3 separate regions of the Homo sapiens genome follow, and all the other regions are linked to region 2. Evidence: chromatin loops called from intact Hi-C (ENCODE). Cell type or tissue: heart right ventricle. All regions are shown on one strand.

Region 1 (2,500 bases), 92 kb after region 2:
TTCAGGATTCAGAGATAACAGTGATCACATGTGTAGGTATAGACACCTTCACACTCACTGCACTCTCAGCTGAGCCATGAAAATTACTAAGATTAATAAGCAGCAACAAAACCTGCACCTAAAGAAAATAGATGCACAGAAAAATAAGCAAAAAATTAAACATTGACCTAATATAAAACTGGTAACAACATATTCATTGACATTAAAACAAGATCCTTCATAAAGACTAAATAAATATTTTCTGAGTATCTCCTGTCCTTGATACGATCACAAACGTTACCATGCTACATGCAATTCTCACAGCATCCTAGTAAGCCACCATCTAGACCTCTTTACAGACACAAAGCTGAAGATGCTCAGAATCTCAGGCACAGCCCCGAAGGCAGCCAGCTGGGTCCACTTCATTCCAAGCCACAAATGCAACACAGAATGCTCTGTGCTGCCTCTGCATAACCACCCCTTTCACTAAATGCAGGAAGTCACCCCCACAACCAACAAGCTCTATACCCGCACCCCATTTCACCCTGTGTCTAGTTTGAAAGATACATCTTGAATTTAGCTATTCTAGAAAGAGATACCAATACAAATGAACCCTGAATCACTTTCCAAACACCTGCAGGTGTTTCCAGGCAGTTCATGAACTGTAACACAGTGAATTTTTCTGAAGGGTGGTCTGTTTTGAGGGGCTGCACAGCAGTTTTACTGATTGCGGACCAGACCACCTGAGATCTACAGGTTGGGATGCATGTGAGGGAAGCTGTACAAATTCCCCAGAATCGTGACTCCAGCCCAGAACACTGTCACTACTTGACTAGAGTGGTGGTAATTCTGGAATCATCCGGGTGACCTGCCTACCAGCAAAAGCTTTTCCTTCTTAATCTACTGAGTAACCTAATACCTGAAGCCAGCTCAGAAAATTCCCATTATCTCTGAAATAAAATGTTTTCATCTGAGTTCTCTCTCTGTATTTCTTTATGCTGATATTTTCATATTTCATATTCTTTTCATAATAATGCTGATAATTTCAGTCATCTTCAGGAGGAGGGTCATTCCTTTCAAAAGTCTCCCCTTCAGGTGAGCACGTTCCCCTATTTGTATTCTAAACAAAGCGGGCAGCATCTCCCAGCAGCAGGGAATAGGTCCACTCAGGAAGCGGCTTTCTCACCTGCACAGTTTCTGCTGGAGGGAGAGGGGTGTCTCTCCACTTGAAAGGTTCAATTACACACTTATCTTTATAATAATAGCTTCTCTGCAGCACAAGGCATGACTTCTCCCTTCTGAAAGTGCACTTTGCCTTTGATGCCTGAAATAAAGTGTAAGTCAACCAGCAAGCTCCACTGCAGCACACACATGAAGTTACTGCCCCCCGGCGGCGACCGCTGGTCTTTGAACAGCATTGGACAGGCCCTCGGTGCAAAGCTCTCCGGCCCCTCCACAAGCTGGAGACTGCTTCTCCCTACCTGCGGCCTGGGGACAGCCTTCCCTGGCAATATTACCGGGTTCCAGCTGGCTTGGACTCCCGAAGTCCCCCGGTTTGTATGCTCCGGGTTCTTTTGGATGGCGCTGGGAAAGGGGAGAACATTATTCGTTGGAGAATTAAGTGGGCAGAGTAAAACCAGCAGGCTGCAAGAAAAAAAGACCTGCTTTTGAGTTTTGCTAGTATCTATTGAGCACCCTTGAGGAAATTTCGTCACCCTTCTCAGCACGAATTTCTCACTGAAGAGATGAAAGGCACAGCCTTGGAAGAACCTTCTGGTCCCAGGACTTCGAGAACCCCAGAGTCGGATATCCAGTTACCCCGGGATTCCACAGTGCTTATTATTTTTATAAAGGGTGAAGAAGTCTCCTTCATCTATGAAATGGGGAAATAATAGTATATATCTTAGAAGGCTGTAAGAAGGATTCAAAGAGATGATGTACCTAAAATATCTGGCACAAGTGGTAAGTGCTAAGTAAATAGGAGACCTATAATTGATTGTAAGTATAATTGATTGTAAGTGCTAAGTGAATAGAGGACCTATAATTATAATTTATCACTCAAGCTTCAGAGTGGGAGAGGGTGCTACTAATGATTTCACTTGGATGACAGGCATAAGCCAGGATGGACAAAGTGGATGAGACATGTCACCTTATCAATCAATAATTGCCATCATGACATTTGGAAAAGTCTTCAATGTTGGCAGATGTTTTGAGAAACATTTTACTCAAGTGATCTGGCCTTGTGAGGCTATTTTTGGCAAATCTTCAAGCAGTAACTGGACAGAATCCGTCTTGGGGTCACTTCTTTTTTCTTTTTGAGACACAGCTCTGTTGCCCAGACTGAAGTACAGTGGCACAACCTTGGCTCATTGCAACCTCCGCCTCCCGGGTTCAAGCGATTCTCCTGCCTCAGCCTCCCGAGTAGCTAGGATTACAGGCGCCCACCACTACGCCCGGCTAATTTTTGTATTTTTTAATAGAGATGGGGTTTTGCCACGTTGGCCAGGCTGGTCTTCAACTC
Region 2 (2,500 bases):
CTCGCTCTGTCACCCAGGCTGGAGTGTAGTGGCCCAGTCTCAGCTCACTGCAAGCTCCGCCTCCCAGGTTCATGACATTCTCCTGCCTCAGCCTCCCCAGTAGCTGGGACTACAGGTGCCTGCCACCATGCCTGGCTAATTTTTTGTAATTTTAGTAGAGACAGGGTTTCACCACATTAGCCAGGATGGTCTCGATCTCCTGACCTCGTGATCCGCCCGCCTCGGCCTCTCCCAAAGTGCTGGGATTACAGGCGTGAGCCACCACGCCTGGCCCCTTTTTCAACTTTTATTTTAGGTTCAGGAGTACATGTGCAGGTTCATTATTGGGGTAAACTTGTGTCATGGGGGTTTGTTGTACAGATTATTTCGTCACCCAGGTACTAAACCTAGTACCCAGTAGTTATTTTTTTCTGATCCTCTTTCTCCTCCCACCCTCCACTCTCAAGTAGCCACTGTGTCTGTCAATCATCCTTCTTGATAAACTCAAAGTCAAACGAGTCCAGATCTTACCTACATCTGCAAAATCAATTTTTCCTATAAAGGAACGTAATCACAGAAGCACTGTCCCACAGTAGTACGAGTGCTGAGCCGTTGTAGGCAGAGAGGGTTGTCCTGCCCACACTCAAGGGGAGAGAGTGCAGGGCCAGTTCACCCCTCACGCGGAAGTGGCAGTGCTGGGGGCTCACTTCGTGCTCTGCTCACCACAACTCCAAACTCACAACTTTATTCCCACCAATCCCATCCCCTCCAGTCCAGGGGGCACACACTCCAGCAGGACTTCAGCTGAGCCCAGGGAACGCTTTGCTGACTGGTGATGAGGGACCTACCTCTTCACACCCATGACACCCACCCGCTGAGCCCCTCACCGGGGCTCCGAAGGCCCTGGTCAGGTCACCTCTGGTCTCACTTTCCATTCTCCCCTCCTTCCTCCCCTCCAGCCACAGGGTCCTTCTCGATGTGCCCAGACATGGTGGGTGCACACTTGTCTGACAGCCTCTCTTCTTTTCCCTTTGCTTGGAATGCTCTCTTCCCAGTTACCAAAGATACTCAGGCTCTCTCCCCAATTTCCTTCAGGCCCTTGCTCCAAAAGCTCCTTCCGGGTGAAGCCTCCCCTCCCATCCTCCTTAAAGCTTCAGCCTCTACCTGGGACACTTCCTCCCCCACTGCCTGCCTCCTTGAAACTCTCCTTAGTCCTCTTGCAGCCCACACAGCTGAACACAGGCAGGAGGGGGCGCTGCTGCCCTGGCTGGTGTGCAGCCACCAGAGGCTGAAGCTCACTGACGTCTGTCTGGGGCCCAGGATCACCTTCCTTGATTCCAGCTCTCTCAGGCTGTCAGGACCTGGCGCTGGGAGGCACTAGGCCATGCCCTGGCCTGAGGCCTTCTCTCTCCCTCTTTGCCCTGTGTCTCTGCAGGGAAGCCCGGCCCTGCCCCTGGGAGGGTGGGGGCAGACGTGTGGAGAGTGGGTGTACAAGGCCAGGGTTTGCCAGGCCCAGGACAGCCTGGCACCTGTCAATGGATGAGCGCCTCTCCCTTAGCCTGATGTCAGGGTGGGCATGAGGGTGGGAGCAGAGGGTGCCTAACTGAGGAAAGGGTCTGTGCAACCCCCTTCTCCTACCAGTTCTCGTTTCTGAAGTCTCCTCAAGCACACTGCGGTGTCCACACCATTGGCAGCAGGCTCCTTCTCTTCAGGTGGTCTTAGGAACTTCTCAGAACTTTTTGAGTTATCCTTCTGGTCTCTTCCTCCTGAGCACGGTTCTCCTGGTTGAGCTCCAGGCCATGCCATTCAACGCCCTCCAGGACAGGCCGAAGGGCTTGTCTGTTTGGTGGTTGCTAAGGTTTGAAAAAAGCCAGCTGGAAACTTAATCCCCAAAGCAACAGTGTTGGGAGGTGGGACCTAATGGGAGGTGTTTAGTCATGAGGGCTCCACCCTTATGAATGGATTCTCTCTCTCTTGTTCTCTCTCTCTCTCTTCCCGCCCCGCCCACCCCTCCTTCCCCAACCTTGTGATACCTTCCACCATGTCATGGCAAGAAGGCCCTTGCCAGATGTGGCCCCTCCATCCTGGGTTCCCAGTCTCCAGAACCATGAGCCAAATGCATTTCTGTCTGTTACAAATTATGTACGGTGTGGTTTTCTGTGATGAACACAGTGCTGTACCAGGGCCCTCTTGCCAAGACAGCCAGCTTATAGGAGCCTGCATGTGAGGCCCGGACGTCCTACAGAGCAGCAGTTAGAGGTCTGGCCTTCTGGATAGGCACTGCCCTGCCCTGCACACAGGACCTTGGTGGGGCATGATGGGGCTCTTCACCACGCTGCCCTCATTTTAGGAGGTGGGCAACCCTTTCTCCCCCTTCTCCATGTGCTTCTGCAGTTGGAAGAAGTGAGGGGGGTTCAGACACACTTAAGCTGAGCTTAGAGCAAAGCATGTCCCTCAAGGTGACCTTGCCGCATGGCCTGAACCTAGAATTCCCCTGACCAGGGTGGACAGCCATCACCAT
Region 3 (2,500 bases), 72 kb after region 2:
CGGGCTCTACAGTACTCTTGCAAAGCAACTGCCTCTCCATTTAGGTCGCAGAATTGGGGACTAGCCTTGTTAGTGACCTCCCAACTCTAAATTTGCTATCAAAATGCCAACAGGGCCGATCTCTTTCAAGCCAGACGAGTCATCTACCCTTGTGGGTAGCTTCTCAACTCATCATCCAAGGCAAGGTGTATTCTGGGCACGAGGTAGGGGAAGATGCAAGTTTCTCCCGGGGGTTGCTTTGGACCTAAAGAGGGGTCTATGCTCATTACCAAAGGCAGTCTGCCCAGCATAACCTTTGACACCACGGACTCACTTGAGCCACAGAATGTCATTTATCAATTTAATACATATTCATGAAGCAAGTGCTATTCTTAGGTACTAAGAACTTCCAAGCTCCTAAGGTACTGGGCACCTAGTGGTAAATGAGACAAAAGCCTTCGTGAAGCTGACGTTCTAGCAAACACAGACAACAGGCAATTATATACCCTGATGTTGGGGAGTGACCAGTGCTATGAAGACACTTTGAGGACAGATGGTCTGGGGTGGGGGGAATGGTGCGCTCGCTTAGCTAGGGGCTCGGGAAGACATTTCTGAGGAAGGAGCATCTGGGCAGCGACCTGGGAGGAGTGAGGGAGTAAGCCATGTGGGTATCTGGGGGAAGAACCTTCCGGGAATTCCAGGCTTTGAGGAAGGGACCACACTTGGCACATGGGAGCAGTAGCAGCAAGGCCAGAGTAGCCCAGCTGTGGTATTGGAGACGCGAGGAGGAGCTGAATCTGGAGAGGGCAGAGCGGGCCACGTCCTCACATGCCCAGGCAAGCATCTGGAGCCCGCGCTAAATGTGCTCAGAGGACTCAGAGCAAGAGAGTGGCCAGGTTTGATTCATGTTTTCAAAACACCACTGGCTGCTCCATTGAGAGGCAGAGCTCCAGAGTGACAAGAGGGAAGCAAGAATGGGGAGGCTTCCGCGATAACACAGGCAGGGGAGGACACTGGTTTAGACAGGGGTGAGAGAGGGAGGGTAAAAAGCAGAGGAGCCCAGAACATCATCTGAAGAGGCACCCAGGACTGGCTGCTGGGTTGGCTGTGCGGTGTGGAGATGGAGGCTGATGCCATTCTAAAGAGTGTCAGAGAGAGAGAGAGAGCCTCTTGCTGGTTGTTTTAGGAACAACAGTGTTGGCTAATAAATTCCTGCAGACACTCTGAATATAACTGAGAGAGCTCAGCTGGCTCTAACAGCATTATGGACTGAACTATGTTCATGTCCTTCACTCCCCACAAGTTTATGTGTTGAAGCCCTAACCATCAGTACCGTAGAACTGGACTACACAGTTGGCGATAGGGCCTTTTTTTTTTTTTTTTTTTGAGACAGTTTCACTCTTGTCGCCCAGGCTAGAGTGCAGTGGTGCAATCTCAGCTCACTGCAACCTCTGCCTCCTGGGTTCAGCGATTCTCCTTCCTCAGCCTCCCAAGTAGCTGGGATTACAGTTAGGTGCCACCATGCCTGGCTAATTTTGTATTTTTAGTAGAGACAGGGTTTCACCATGTTGGTCAGGCTGGTCTCAAACGCCTGGCCTCAGGTGATCCACCCACCTCAGCTGGAGATAGGGCCTTTAAAGAGGCAATTAAGTTAAAATGAGGTCATGAGGGTGGGGCCCCAATCTAATCTGATCGGTGTCTTTGTAAGAGGAGAGAATGTGGACACATAAAGGGACACTAGGCATGTGCGTGCACAGAGGGAAGACCATGTGAGGACACAGGGAGAAGGCAGCCGTCTACAAGCCAAGGAGAGAGGCCTCAGGAGGAGCCAAAGCTGCCGGCACCATGATCTCGGACTTCCAGCCTCCAGAACTGTGAGAGAAAAAAGGTCTGTCGTTTAAGCCCCCAATCTGTGGTATTATGTTAGAGCTGCCCTAGCACACTGATAGAGATAGCCTCAATTTTGCTTTGAATTGCTATGAGTTGACAAAGTTAACCACAAGTTAGAGACCCCATGACCATATCAGCCACTGCAGAGACCTGAAGGCTGACCACTGAAAAAACTACACCCTCCTATATCACACACACACACATACACACACACACAATTTATTATTACACACACATACACACATATTTGTTATTGATTATAATCATAAAGTCTAACTATGAGTTTCTGTTTACTCCCAATTAACTTGGAACAACTTTTCTTTGAGCCTCCTCCTGAATGGAATAAGGGAATGGTTGTTCCTGCTCCTACTTGGATTCCTGAAGATAGGACTGGCCAAGGACAGCCTGGAACAATCACAGCCTGCTGCTGTCATCGTGCAACAATTTGTTGCCTGTATTCTAGACGCAGAAAAATCTCACAGCTTATTTCAAGTAATCTCTATTAATATCCCTCCCTGGCCCTCAAAAGATATTAAGAATCCAAAGGGAAATCAGAAACTCAATTGTGCTAGAAATAGCCAAACTGTCTCATTCAGAATGCATTCACCAAACAACTTCAAAGCAAAATGAT

The links. A loop is a pair of places that touch in the nucleus more often than their neighbours do. Peaks named below come from ENCODE experiments on the same cell type or tissue, not always from the same donor. Only the 100,000 strongest peaks of a DNase experiment are listed, where the experiment ranks them.
Region 1: it touches region 2 in a loop (15-fold over the local background); 44 of 110 quality-filtered maps call a loop at or near these places.
Region 3: it touches region 2 in a loop (5-fold over the local background); 46 of 110 quality-filtered maps call a loop at or near these places.

What each region holds. Positions count from the first base shown.
Region 1 is chr21:34,601,858-34,604,357 of GRCh38, forward strand. All of the region lies in intron 1 of RCAN1 (regulator of calcineurin 1), which reads right to left. Among named protein-coding and RNA genes, the nearest start is that of RCAN1, 12 kb to the right of the region's middle. In heart right ventricle, CTCF peaks have their summits at 1,367 (motif pointing left) and 1,588; a DNase peak (open chromatin) is centred at 1,374; H3K27ac peaks cover 1,180 bases.
Region 2 is chr21:34,509,484-34,511,983 of GRCh38, forward strand. It overlaps KCNE1 (potassium voltage-gated channel subfamily E regulatory subunit 1), which reads right to left. Exons shown (of 4, transcript NM_000219.6): 2 at 1,618-1,832. Among named protein-coding and RNA genes, the nearest start is that of KCNE1, 1.5 kb to the right of the region's middle. In heart right ventricle, a CTCF peak has its summit at 1,234 (motif pointing right); a DNase peak (open chromatin) is centred at 1,258; H3K27ac peaks cover 610 bases.
Region 3 is chr21:34,581,833-34,584,332 of GRCh38, forward strand. The region is part of intron 1 of RCAN1 (regulator of calcineurin 1); the gene reads right to left. Among named protein-coding and RNA genes, the nearest start is that of RCAN1, 32 kb to the right of the region's middle. RefSeq lists enhancers at 286-786, 787-1,287. In heart right ventricle, a CTCF peak has its summit at 1,151; DNase peaks (open chromatin) are centred at 879, 1,044 and 2,297; H3K27ac peaks cover 2,500 bases.